Regions from separate parts of the Mus musculus genome. Here region 1 is linked to region 2. Evidence: chromatin contacts called from ENCODE POLR2A ChIA-PET data. All regions are on one chromosome and are shown on one strand. The core of a region is the stretch at or near the end of the contact, and the rest is flanking DNA. Distances in the headings are between cores, read along the strand shown. Region 1 holds the start of Rpl19 (ribosomal protein L19). Region 2 holds the start of Pip4k2b (phosphatidylinositol-5-phosphate 4-kinase, type II, beta).

The links. ChIA-PET counts read pairs that join two places held with the same protein, here RNA polymerase II (POLR2A).
Region 1: POLR2A ChIA-PET joins it to region 2 with 12 read pairs in embryonic stem cell. The contact joins the promoter of Rpl19 here to the promoter of Pip4k2b in region 2. POLR2A ChIA-PET finds 5 or more read pairs at or near these places in 3 of 5 experiments (Patski and embryonic stem cell).

Annotation. Positions count from the first base shown.
Region 1 is chr11:98,025,313-98,032,142 of GRCm38, forward strand. It overlaps Rpl19 (ribosomal protein L19), which reads left to right and starts at 1,612. Exons shown (of 6, transcript NM_009078.2): 1 at 1,612-1,678; 2 at 2,511-2,617; 3 at 3,034-3,156; 4 at 4,083-4,203; 5 at 4,463-4,573; 6 at 4,959-5,181. The coding sequence starts at 1,674. The coding sequence ends at 5,082.
Region 2 is chr11:97,739,264-97,745,992 of GRCm38, forward strand. It overlaps Pip4k2b (phosphatidylinositol-5-phosphate 4-kinase, type II, beta), which reads right to left and starts at 5,441. Exons shown (of 10, transcript NM_054051.1): 1 at 5,183-5,441. The coding sequence starts at 5,341. It overlaps Cwc25 (CWC25 spliceosome-associated protein), which reads right to left. Exons shown (of 10, transcript NM_026186.4): 10 at 6,207-6,729. Mir8102 (microRNA 8102) reads left to right here and starts at 5,634; the gene lies at 5,634-5,772.

The sequences.
Region 1 (6,830 bases), core at 362-2,861, 280 kb after region 2:
CCTGGCCAAAATGAAGATTTTTTTAAAAGTTGACTATTTCTGAGATAGTGCATAAGTATGTTTCTTACCCTGGCTCTTTCCTTTTAACTCTCAGCTCATTTTACTGCTTAGAAAATTCAAAGAAGATAGCAACCAAGCACAGAGACGCAGACCTGTAAGTGCAATTCAAGCACTGGAGAGAAGGTAGAGGCAGGAAGATAGAGTTGAGGCCATCCTAGGCTACATAACAGGACCTTGTCTCAAAAACAAGCAGAGAAAAAGAAAGACTCTTGATTCAAGTAAGCAAGAGGACCAGAACCCTGATCTAGACCAGGCTGTTCTCAAACTCACAGAGATCCACCTGCCTTTGCCTCCTGAGTGCTGGTACATACTACAATACCCAGCTTGGGTCTAGGACTTTTAAAAAACAGGGTTATTTTTATTTATGTGCATATCCATGCATGCCATCATATCTGCTCTACCTCACTGTGCCAGCGCATGAGACTGGCACAGGGCACCAGGTAGCAAGGAGTTACTGACAGTTCTGAATGTTTACAGGCAGATATGGATGTTGGGAATCCAACTGCAATCCATTGCAAACGCACAAGCCTGTGCCATCTCTAGTCCCACTCCCTGGTTTTTGGGTTTGTTTTTTAATCGGGGCTCCCAATATCCGGGCTGGCCTTGAACTCCATATGTCGCTAAGGGTGGCCTTGAAATTCTGATCCTTCTGCCTCCCAAGTACTGGGGTCTTATTCTGTAGCCCAGATTGCCTGGACCACCTTAAATTTGGGTCCATATCATTTCCTGACAGGATTAAGGGAGTAAGCCAGCTGCTCCGCTCCGGAGCTCCAGATATTTGAACTTTTGGCCCCCAGAACATTCTCTTTGGGTTTTCAGTCAGAGGTCTCCAAAGCCATTCGTCCTTTTTTGTTCTGACAACCCTTCGTTTAGTCAATGTAGGGTCTCCTCACACGGACTTGCTACAGTGCAGATTGAGCCAAACGAGATTGGTTCCGCTTGCTTGTGCTAACGCCTTTTTTGTAATAGTAGATGCATATGATTTTCACAAGTGGATGACAGAAATACGAGGCTTAGGTTCAGACTACAATGGAGATTGAAATGGAAGCATCCAGAGATAGGGATCTGCGGGGGCACTGAGAAAAATCTCTTGGTTTTTGCCTGCGCGCGAGCTACTACTCTCTGGGAGCGAAAGCGGGGTAGTGTCCGCTGGCTCTCCGCCGTCCTTATTCTCTAACACTCCCTTCGCTCCTTTTCTCCCAGCTAATCTAGAAACCTTTCACAGACCGCTAGCCCTCCGCGAAGACCAGGCCGTCCAGGCCAAACCCTCCTCACGCCGCCTGCGCGACTTAGCGTGACTTCCGGCTACCCAGAGGACCACGTGACCAAACGCCCTCACTGCGCATGTGCGCCGCGGAGTCGGACTGAACCATTTTGCCCGACGAAAGGGGTAGGTCTTTTGTGTTTTACAGTTTAAAACTGATTCTCGATCTCCAGTATCTAGGATCACGATTTTTTAGGAAGAAAACAAATTAGTGTGAGATGAAATAAGGTGAAATAGCGTAGCGTAAATACAGACAATCATGGAGTGGGGCTTGGGCTCTCCCCTTCGCAGATAATGGGCGGAGCCTGCGGCCCACAAGCTCTTTCCTTTCGCTGCTGCGGCCGCAGCCATGAGGTGAGCGGGCCCGGCTCTCGGTTCTTGGCCGATGAGGTCGACGGGGCCGACGGGGCCGGCAAGGCTTGGCAGGGATCGGGGCCGGGACCCCGGATGGCAGAGGGGAGAGGGGAGGCGAGCGTGGTGCGGCCGCACCCGGAGCGCGGAGAGCGCGCACGGCCTGGGCCTAGGGAGGGTGGAACGCGGGACGCCGAGGCCCGAAGATCTCCCGCGGGCGCCGCTCTCTGCCTGTCACGCGTTGTGAGGCAGGGCGCGGGGAGAGCAGCGGCGACAGGGCCCTGAGTGGCTCCTCGGCTCGCCGGAGCCCAACAGACCCCTACCATGTAACGTGGGACAAGTCTCGGGCAAGGCCAGGCCTCCGAGTGCGGAGGATGAGGTGCCGGGTCGGCTTCCGCCCGAACGGCTGGACGAGGTTTATTAACGTGAAAAAGAGCCCAGAAAGCAAAGAGCCTCGCCTGTTCTGGGTAAACAGGCTGCGTCACAGTCGAGTCTGATCAATTCGTGTCTGATCCTTAACATTAAAGTCTTCACCGAGCCAAGTACCCGGAAGAGCTTAAGCACCCCTTCCCCCCACCCCAGATCTCAAATGGCTGGCCACTTTGGCCACGTTCATTGCCCAGGTCTTTCTTGGTTTGGATTTAAGGCCTTGCTTTGGAAATAGTTATTAGAGGACAGGAAGGGGTGGCAAAAATTTTAGGTCTAGGGGGTGTGTTTGCCCTTAATAGAAATGTATGCATACTGGTGTATATTTTAGAGGGAAGATTTTGCTTGGAGTGTTTGTTGTTGTTCAGATGTCGCTTCCAGGGCTTACTAGTGCTTTCTGTGTACCCAGTATGCTCAGGCTACAGAAGAGGCTTGCCTCTAGTGTCCTCCGCTGCGGGAAAAAGAAGGTCTGGTTGGATCCCAATGAGACCAATGAAATCGCCAATGCCAACTCCCGTGAGTATGATCTGTCACCCTCACTCACTATCTACCTATAAGGAGATAAGTATGTATGTCTTATACATATATCATTGTATATAGAAATAGTTTATAGGGTGCAACCATCTCGTGTTACATTAATAATTTATGAGTAAAGTGAGTATTTTATGTCCCGTGGAAGTTTTTGATATTTAAAGACTGGAGGATGTTGGATGAGGTTTCAAGACAGAAGCAAGCCTTGTTAGTATCAGACCAAGTACTTTGTTAAACTGCATTTCAGATACACCAATATGCTATGAAATATTTACGAGGTAAATGTTCTTTTTAAAATAAGTATTCCAGGATTTCATCTCCTTTTCAGGATGTTGGGTCAAGGGTAAGAGCTTGACTTTTGTGGCTGGCACTTTACTAACGGGTGTGTTGTGCCTTCCCAGGTCAGCAGATCAGGAAGCTGATCAAGGATGGGCTGATCATCCGCAAGCCTGTGACTGTCCATTCCCGGGCTCGTTGCCGGAAAAACACCCTGGCCCGACGGAAGGGCAGGCATATGGGCATAGGTGAGAATGGTCTAGCCTTTCACTCTGCCTCTTAGATGGGTACACTGGGTAGAGCACTTGTCAGCAAGCTTAAGACCGGTCCGGCTCTACATTCACACTGGTGATATTTTTTCTCCCATCTTGTGCAGTTGCTGGGTGGTAACTATCTTCTTTTGCATGGATACAAGTTGGCACTAGTGCTGAGTTTGTTGGTGGGAAAAGATGTCAGCATTAAGTCCCTACATTCTGCTTATGCTGGGGATTCTACTGGGTGTTTTTTGTTTTTTGTTTTTTTTCAAGACAGGGTTTCTCTGTAGCCCTGGCTGTGCTGGAACTCACTCTGTAGACCAGGCTGGCCTTGAACTCAGAAATCTGCCTGCCTCTGCCTCCCGAGTGCTGGGATTAAAGGCGTGCACCACCACTGCCCAGCTTACTGGATGTTTTTAAATGGGATTGAAAGGGGTGGCTAGGAAGTTGGGGTACGCTTACTGATGATCATGCAGGGGATGTGAAGTTTGGTCCCAGCTCTCGTGGCCCACCTGTTTGGGGAAATGACTTGTAGGGCCATTGTTGTTTACAGGATAGGGGGTCATACATACTACCCTTTGTCCTGCCACAGCCTCATGGCTCATAGAGTGAGAGTTTGTGCTAAAGCTGGTGGATCTCAATTTCAAGACCCGCTTTAGTGCTGTCCCCAGCCCTGAAAGGAGAAATTAGTTGTTAATGTCTGTGTTTATTGAGACTGTCCTCTATACAGCTCTGACCTGTGCAGAGCCATCCATCCGTCTCTGCTGTTTGTCTTCTCTTGACTCAGTAGGTAACAGAAATTAAGTGTTTGGATGGACCTAATATTTCTTAAAATGAAAGACAGGTGAGGGGAAGACAGCTCAGTTGCCTCTGGTGAGTAACTTAAAACTTAAAGAGTCTCGATTCTAATTCTTGCTCAGGGAAGAGGAAGGGTACTGCCAATGCTCGGATGCCTGAGAAGGTGACCTGGATGAGAAGGATGAGGATCCTGCGCCGGCTTCTCAGGAGATACCGGGAATCCAAGAAGATTGACCGCCATATGTAAGCTCCCACTTTTATGGCTTTGTCTTTTCATCCATCTCTGTCTCAGTTTGAACAGGGAATCCGCCAGAGAAGTGGGTTATTTTCCCCTTATGCTATCAGTAGCCTAAGATTTAAATTGGCCAGGCAGGTAGTGTGTAGGAGCTGCCCCCAAAGCCTTTGGGGACTGGAGTCCCTGTAATAACAGACTTAGTGACCTTGGGGAGAGGAACAAACCCACATGTCCCACTGTTAACCAGAGTTACACTGTCTCCTGCAGGTATCACAGCCTGTACCTGAAGGTCAAAGGGAATGTGTTCAAAAACAAGCGCATCCTCATGGAGCACATCCACAAGCTGAAGGCAGACAAGGCCCGCAAGAAGCTCCTGGCGTAAGTTCAAGATGGATCTTGGGGCTGGAGAGATGGCTCAGGCTAAGAGCCCTGGCTGCTCTTCCAGAGGTCCTGAGTTCAATTCCCAGCAACCACACGGTGGCTCACAGCCATCTGTAATGTGTTCTGATGCCCTCTGCCCTCTTCTGGTGTGTCTGAAGATAGCAGCAGTGTACTTATGTACATTAAATAAGTAAATACTTTTTAAAAAATGTTATTTAATAAAAAAACCTACCACCTGCCCATCCTCACCTATCTAGGTGAAGCAGGAACTGCTGCTATTCTTTGGGCTGATGTGGCTCCAAGGGTTTAGAGGTCTGGGGTGTGCCTCTTTCCAGCTATTCATCTGTGCCCAGACTGACTCTCTTTCTCTTTCTTGCACCAGTGACCAGGCTGAGGCTCGCAGGTCTAAGACCAAGGAAGCACGAAAGCGCCGGGAGGAGCGCCTCCAGGCCAAGAAGGAAGAGATCATCAAGACTCTGTCCAAGGAGGAGGAGACCAAGAAATAAAGCTTCCCTCGTGTCTGTACATAGCGGCCTGGCTGTGGCCTCATGTGGATCAGTCTTTAAAATAAAACAAGCCTTTGTCTGTTGCCCTCTTGTTTAGCAGTTTTGGCTGCTGTGTCTTAATGAGAGCTGGCCACGGGACCCTGGGATGTCAGCCTAGACTTCAGGGTGGTATTGGGACTTACTGAAGGGTCACCTATTTCTTGTAGCCATAAGTGATGTTTCTGTTCTCTAGAGTGGCTGAGTCCATCAAGCAGCCTGTGTGCTCAGATGCTTGAGACCAACCTGCCTTAGCATCTCATGAAGCATTGACTGAGTGGTTGTTGGTTATGTAGCCCTGGCTGTCCTGGAACTCACGCTGTAGACCAGGCTTGGCCTCAAACTCAGAAATCTGCCTGCCCCTGCCCCCCAAGTGCTGGGATTAAAGGCATGCGCCACCACTGCCTGGCTGGGTTTGTTTAAGATTTATGTATATGAGTGCTCCTCATTTACACCAGAAGAGGGCATCCAATTTCATTGCAGATGGTTGTGAGCCACTATGTGGTTACTGGGAATTGAACTCTAGAAGAGCAGTCAGTGCTGTTAACTGCTGAGCCATCTCCAGCCTGTACTTACCCTGTTAGCTGCTGTTTATAAGGTTTTTAATAATTGCTGTGAGCTGAGTACATTGACCCTGTAGACTTGACACTATAATGAAGTAGGGTCAATCACGTCCATTTTGTCAATCACTGAGAGGAGCATGGATGAACAAGGAGGATGCTGTGTGATGGTTTAACATGTCTGGTGACAGGTCGGCTCTGAGTTACACTTGGATTACCAGGGTAAGTTGTGTCCTCAGTAGCAGGGCCTTTCAAGGAAGCAGTGGAAAGAATGAGGTGGAGGAGGCAGGTGTATAGAGGCACAAGGGCCGGTAGACCCCAGGGCTCTGCTTTATCCAGTTCTGGGCCTGGAAGAAAGCAGGTGGTAGAAGGCTCTAAGACCAGACTCAGAAACAACACCTTCCTATGTGGCTAGGTACAAGGCCTGGCACAGGGGAGTTATTTCTGCCTTTGCTACCATGGGCTCTTCCTATAAGACTTTTCCTAATGGCAAAGCTTCCAAGGCCTGGAGAAAAGGAGTGTCCTCGGCCAAGCTCTCAGCTTAGCCTGGACATAAGTCCAGCTCAACTGAGGGGAAAGTTTAGAGACCACCCTATCCCAGACAGGGACCACAGAAGGGGACTGCAGTGATCCAAGCATAATAGTCACGGTTCCATTCTGAGCCAGGAGATGGCGCTGTTCGTTCACTGCTGGTTTGTATACTCCAGCTTCTCCGGCTTTTTGTTTGGTTGACATTGGGTGATTTTGAAAGGTTAAAATGTTTATTTAAATTTTTTTTTTTTTTTAAAGATTGATTTATTATATGTAAGTACACTGTAGCTGTCTTCTGACACTCCAGAAGAGGGAGTCAGATCTCATTATAGATGAGGACTTACTTGCGTTGATGTTTTGCGTACATGGAGTGGATGTCTGTGTGAAGATACCAGACATTCTGGAACTGGAATTATAAATAGTTGTGAGCTGCCATATTGGGAATTGGCAGCTGGGAAATGAACCTGGGTCCTCTGGAAAAGCAACATCTGAGCCATCTCCCCAGCCCTATGGCAGTTTGTTTTAATGTCAACTTGCCACAAATTAGAATCAACTGAGTAGGGAGCCTCACCTGAGGAATTCGCATTGCCTTAATAAATGTTAGGAAGACACACCCGCCAA
Region 2 (6,729 bases), core at 4,191-6,690:
CACTTGTTGCTCTTACAGGGAACTCAGGTTCAGTTCCCAGCACTCAAGTCTGAAACTTCAATCCCAGAACCTCTGACACCCTCTCCTGGCCTCTGCGGGTATTACAGGCAGGCAAAACATAAAAGAAAAACAAGTACTTAGGTAAAAAGAATGGAAAGGATGAAAGCCCAGAGAATAAGCCAAGATCTGGCTGAATGATAGTCCTGTCTCAGAGGCTCCCTGCTTCCCCCAGGGCGAATTAACTACTCAGGCCTGTGTGCATCTTTATAAGCTAAGTATCACATCCAGGGTAAATTTGTTTATTTATTGTTTATTTGTTTGTTTATCATGGGTCCCAAGGCACACGTGTGTAGGTCAGAGGACAACTAACAGGAGCCATTTTTCCTCTTCCCTCCACTACGTTGAGTCCCAGGAACTGAACGCCCATGGTCAGGCTTGGTAGCAGACGCCTTTACCTGCAGCAGAGCCGCCTCGTAGGCCAGGTAATTATTTCTTTCCATGTCTGATTTCTCCCCTTGGCTGAGAACCCTTAGCACATGATGGGAACCAAAGGCTGCTCGATAAATGTTAAGGCTGAAGGATAAATGAGCAGGGGGAGGGGAAAGGCAGGAGTTGGGGGGGGGGGGTGTCTAAAGGATGAAGGTGAGCAGAAAGAAAAACCCAGGGAGACAAGCAACTGTCTTGTAACTGTCCTGTAACTGTACCAAATCTCCCTGTCTGGAGGATGGGAAAGGTTAAGCTTAGCTGTTGAGGCTATGGCCGTACTCTGAAGCCTCACATACCAGAAAGAGAAAAATAAATTGTACTTGGCAGACAGGGGGAACTTAAAGTTTTGTGACCGAAGAGGTCCCAGGAGATGTGCGCTTGCTTTATTATCCACACGGTCCTGAGCCTATCTCTTCCCCCTTTCAAAGCAACCAGCGCATCGTGGGACACAGACCCACTGGAATGCCAGGCTCAGCACACCACACTGGAAGGCAAGTCTGTTGCATCTCCTCATGTAAATGGTTTTTGGATTATCCACATGATTAACTCCAGGAGCCATGAGCATAAATAATACAGGGGCTAAGGAAGCTGAGTAACAACCCAGGCTGGGCACGGTGGCTCACACTTCCGCACCGGGGAGGAGGAAGCAGGAAGACTGCATGCCAGACAGCGAGCGAGAAAGATCCTGGCTCAAAAGAAAAGAGACTGGGCCCTGTGGAGGCGGGGACTTCCCAGCTGCTTAGGAAGACTGCAAACCCAGGGCCTGCCTGGGATACAGAAGAAGTTTTGGCCACCCTGTGCAACTTAATGAGACTTCATTAAAAAAAAAAAAAAAAAAGTGGATAGGGGGCTAAGGATGTAACTCAGTAGGTAGAGGATGCCTGGCATATACCTACAGGGCTCTAGGGCATGACACCCAGCACTGCATAAAACTGAGAGTAGCAACAGATATACCAATGTAAATCGAGCACTCAGAAGGTAGAGGCAAGAGTTTCAGGAGTTCAAGGTCATGCTGAGTTTTAGAGGCCAGCTTGAACCAGGGAATCAGGACTCCATTGCTCCTGGGGGGCGGCTAGCCTTACTTGAAGGTTCTTTTTCTTCAGATGCCTGGTATGACACTATATCTTAAAGTTAGAAAAGAAAAAGAAAAGGATGGGCTGGAGAGATGGCGCAGCAGTTAAGAGCACTGACTGCTCTTCCAGAGGTCCTGAGTTCAAATCCCAGCAACCACATGGTGGCTCACAACCATATGTAATGAGATCTGATGCCCTCTTCTGGTGTGTCTGAAGACAGCTACAGGATACTCATATGCATAAATAAAAAAGAGAAAGAAAGAAAGAGAGGGAGAGAGAGAAAAAGAGAGAGAGAGAGAGAAAGAAAAAAAGAAAAGGAGAGAGAAAAAAAAGAAGTGCTTGCCTGGAAGGTACAAGGCTCTGGGTTCATATCGCAGGACCACAAAAAACAAACAAGCCAACAAATACATAAATGAACTAACAAATAATCACAATTTGTTTTTAAATGCACAAAGGGTTTAATAGACATTCTCCAAAGAAAATGTACAATGGCCAGCACAAATGGAAGGATGCTTAACAACATGAGTTACCAGAGAAATGCAAATCAAAAAAAAAAAATCACAAGGAGATACTGTTGCCCACTGGAATGCCTATGCTAAAAAAGAAGGGGAGCAAGGATCTGGAGTAACCGCGTCACAGGCTGCTGGCGGAAACGCACAACGGTATAGCCGGTATAGCCACTCCGGGGAAGAGCTGGCGGTTTCTCAAAAGAGTAAATACAGAGTTACCATCAACTGCCACCACTCTTCCTCATGATGTGCCACGTCTATGTGGTTCCTAAAGGGACCCACAACCACCAGACGGGGAGGCCTTCCAGTGCTGCATTCCTTCAGAGAGAACCCAGACCCTCTGAAGTACCCAAGCTTCATCCGCTGAGACCCCAGGTGACTTTTTCTTTCCTCACTAGTCCTCCTCTGTCGGGTCTAACATCCTCTCTACCCTCTTTGCCTCCACTGAGGGACACAAGGGGCTGAATGTCTTATCCAGGGACTCCCTTAATTACACTGAGTTCAAATGCCTCTCTCAAAGCAAAAACAAGCCAGTTCTTTTTATTGATTGATTGATTGACTGTTTGTTTTCGAGACAGGGTTTCTCTGTGTAGCCCTGGCTGTCCTGGAACTCACTTTGTAGACCAGGCTAGCCTCGAACTCCGAAATCTGCCTGCCTCTGCCTCCCAAGTGCTGAGATTAAAGGCGTGCGCCACCACTGCCCAGCTTTTTTTTTTTCTTTTTTTTTCTTTTAAAGGTTTCTCTTTTCCACTCAGAAGTAAAGAAAGCAACTAGCTCATGAGAAGGTAGCTGGCTTTTGCTGAAGACATGGGCATTCCCATCCAATATGCCATCTTAGCTCTAGACCAGCATGACTGAAGGCTTTAAACACTGAGACCCCGAAGGACTGAAGGGAAGGTGGTATCTGAAATCTTAAGTGGCAAAGAGGTGTAACAGGGCACTTCTGAAGAAAGGGAACCCTCGAGGGAGGCCAGCCACCCGCCAGGAGCAACTGGGCCCTGATGCCCTGGAGAAACGGCAAGATGTTATGGCCTTCTGGGCACACATATCTCACAGGGCACCTCGACACCTTATGGTAGAACAGAAGGAAGCAAGCCAGCTAACTCACTAACTACCTAACCTTCAAAGCTCACCCATACAGGGCAGTGGTGCTCCAGGTCCTCCTCCCACCTGTATGCAGATCCCTGTGGATCCTGGAAAGTCAGGGCTTTTCCAGCTAGCCCACCAAACTTCCTTCAAGTTAGCAAAGGGCAACAGTAACCACCATGCTCTCTTGCCCTCAGTTTTCCATCAGATGCCCAGGTCTTCGCAGACTTATTGCTTGCCCATGAGAAAACCAAATACCATCCAAATACCATATACAATCCCAGGAACCGGCATGCCCAGTGAGTGTGCGCGTGTGCACACACACACACCTTTCCCCAGTATATATTCAAGTTGAGATGCTTGGTCATGGCTGAGAGAGTAAAAGGAACAAAAGGCCTGTCACTCAAGAACCGCCACTAACCAACAGAGCCTCTTGGTGCTGGACAAGGAACTGTATCTTCACGGCAAGCATAGGCAAGCTACCCCCGAGCCAAAGGCTCTGTTCGGTCTCCGGAGTGAAATGAAGTTACCCACCTTCAGGCTTTTGCTACAGGATGCTTTCTAGTGAGAGGCCAGATGTCAAACAAAATCAAGGAGTGACTCCCAGAAAGGGATGCAGGGTTCACAATTTGCTGACCCAGTTTCCCTGGGAATGTCAGATGACCCCCGAAGCAAGAGGAGCAAGCTCTGCTCACTGTTGATGTCCAGCTCCTTTAGAGGTCCGGGCATCCCACTTCCCGGCCAGGACACTCATTAAGCCCAGGGATTCCATGGAAAAGGGGAATGTGCCCAAGACTAAGAGGCCTGAGAGGACCTCACAAACACATGCGCTCTTCTCTAAGACGTGGAGATCTACGCTGGTGTAGGTGGCTGTCCCTCAATCTCTAGCCAAAGGACCCTCTAGGTCTTCTACCAAAGCAAGAGAAAATGAAGTCTCCCTGACCCTGGGTCCCTGGGTCATTGTTTGGTCTTGTAGACAATTTCAAGTGTTCAGAAAAGTCATGGAGCCTAAAGAATGAAATCCGAAGGAGACCCGACCCGTTATCCTCCCCCCACCCACCCCCATTCTAAACTTGTGGCTGGTGGAGTCAGCACCTCAGGTCTTTTCACTTCCTCTGTTTGCTCTCAGTGTAGGGACTCACAAAGAAACGGTGAGAAGGCAGAGAGCAAGCCACCGAAAGAGAGCAGATCCCAAACAAACAGCACATAAACAGAGCCAACCAGCTAACGTCGGCCACATCCAACTTCTTGGCAGAGGCTGCTGCACCATCCCAAAGCACCCAGGACCCAAAGGACCACTCATCTGAGACAGTAATCACCATTATCACACCCTGGAAAACCATACGAGAAGTCAATGGCTTTGAAACATCACAGAAGAACGAGGAAGATACATTATTTCCATAACCAAGTCTACACTCCCTCGGGCCTTGTGCTCGCACTTATCCTTCATCCATGGGAACACAAGTCAAGTGTCTGTGGTTTGGAGAAGTCTCTGCTTCTCCAGTTGATACGTCTTCATGAAGAAGAAGAAGAAAAAAAGGAAACCCAGAGAGGATGTCCACAGTCAGGGGTAAGGAGGCCTAGAAGATGGGAAACTTTGAGCAGCCATACCACCCAAAGGACCACAAACAGGAACATTCAGGCAAGCCAGTCCCACTTGCCCTGTCAACTGAGCAATGATGTGGTAGCCAGCTATAAGAGACAAGCGGAATAGCCATGCAACAAACACGCTGAGGGTAGAAGCAGCGTCGTTGCAGCACCCAGGCCTTCCCTCGGAAGCTCCGGGGTTGCACGGAGCCAGCATACGGACACAAGAAGCCAGAGGGGCTGGAGCGAAGGGGAAACGACGACGGCATAGCACGGGGACACCAGGCCTCGCGTGGCGAACGGGGAGTGCACGCCCGGCCGGACAGCGTGCACGGGTGGGCGGGCATGCAAGTGGCTCGGCGGAAGGGTTGCAGGCGTCACCCGCGGGGCGAGCGTGGCGAGGCCGGAGGGAGTGGGGGCGCGCACGGGGAAGCTGGTTACCGTGTGGTTCACCCCCCACATCAGGACGCTGAGAATCGGCTCGCTGGCCCGGAATAGCTTCACTTTCTGGCACACGAAATGCTTCTTCTTGGTCTTGGTTTTGCTGGCGCTGAGCGGCGCCACCGCCACCGCCGTGGTGCTGGTGCAGTTGGACGACATGCCCGGGGCGGCGGCGGCGGCGAAAGGGGGGGCGGCGGAGACAGCGCACCAGCGAGCGGCCCCAGGCCTCCCCCGAACCGATCCCCACCCCCGCTGCCTCACCGAGCCATGGTCGCGCCCGTCCCGTTACCTCCCCACCCCGCCCCGGTGGTTCCGTCCGCCCCACGCCCCGCCCTCGCTGCGCCGGCCCGCCCCGCCCCGCCCCGCCCCGGGGAGCAGGCCAGCCTGATCCTCACCCCGCCCCCGGGCGGCACCGCCCACTGGATCCCGGCTCTCCCCTCCCCGTCGGAATGGTACCGCCCGTCCCCGGGCGCTTGCAGCTGCCCCGCCCACTCCTCCTCTCCCGGCCTGAAGGGAACCCAGCCGGCTTCACGCGGGGGAACGAGGAAGACTGGGGATGGACAGCCTCGAGGCACTCGGCAAGAAGGGCTCCCTACTCGGACACCCTCAAGGCCGGGCTTTGACTTTGCCTCCACATGAAGTACTAAAATGGCGGCAGCGCCGCCGCTTCGGGAGGGGAAGAGGGGCCGGCATGAGAAGAAGCTGGAACATACCATCTCCACCCCGGGGGACAGAGGAGTAACGCGGCAAAGGGGAAAGGAAGTCCTGCCTAGAAAACCAGGGACCGCCCCCTCGCTCCACCCAAGCGTGGATCTTCCCACTCCCCTGGGCCGACGGCTCGCTCCACCCGCAAGGTACGCCCCCTTTCCCGGGGGCCAATCAGAGGAGCAGGCCGGGAATCCTAGGTTTTATGAATGGGCCGCGCGCCCACCCACCTGCCGCCTAGCCTCCTCTATCCCGATGGTCAAGTTTAGACACCACTAGCATCTGTAGACGCGTATTGTAATAATCCTTTCATTCTTGCTCCAAGAAATCTCGAATAAACTGCCCATGGTTTATTATGTAATTCCACTTGGTCGAAGGGTCTCTGTATCCGACACAAATCACAGGTCAACACTTGGGATATCAAGACTCAGTACCAGGCACGTGGTAGATCGCTCTACACAGTTACAAAAATAAATGTAGCCTTTATTACCAAGTAATAAAATAAAAGCCATAATTAACTATAACATAGGGCAGAAGGATGAGATGATTAAATGAATAATGTTATATTGTCTGGGGAGAAACTGAGTTTTAAGAATTACAGTGCCAGCCGGTCGTGGTGGCGCATGCCTTTAATCCCAGCACTTGGGAGGCAGAGGCAGGCAGATTTCTGAGTTCAAGGCCAGCCTGGTCTACAGAGTGAGTTCCAGGACAGCCAGGGCTATCTATACTGAGAAACCCTGTCTCAAAAAGTAACAACAACAATAATTACAGTGACTGGAATTTTAGTGCTTAAATCCAAACATATTTTAGGAGAAATTAGGAACTGGTAGAACAACGAAATG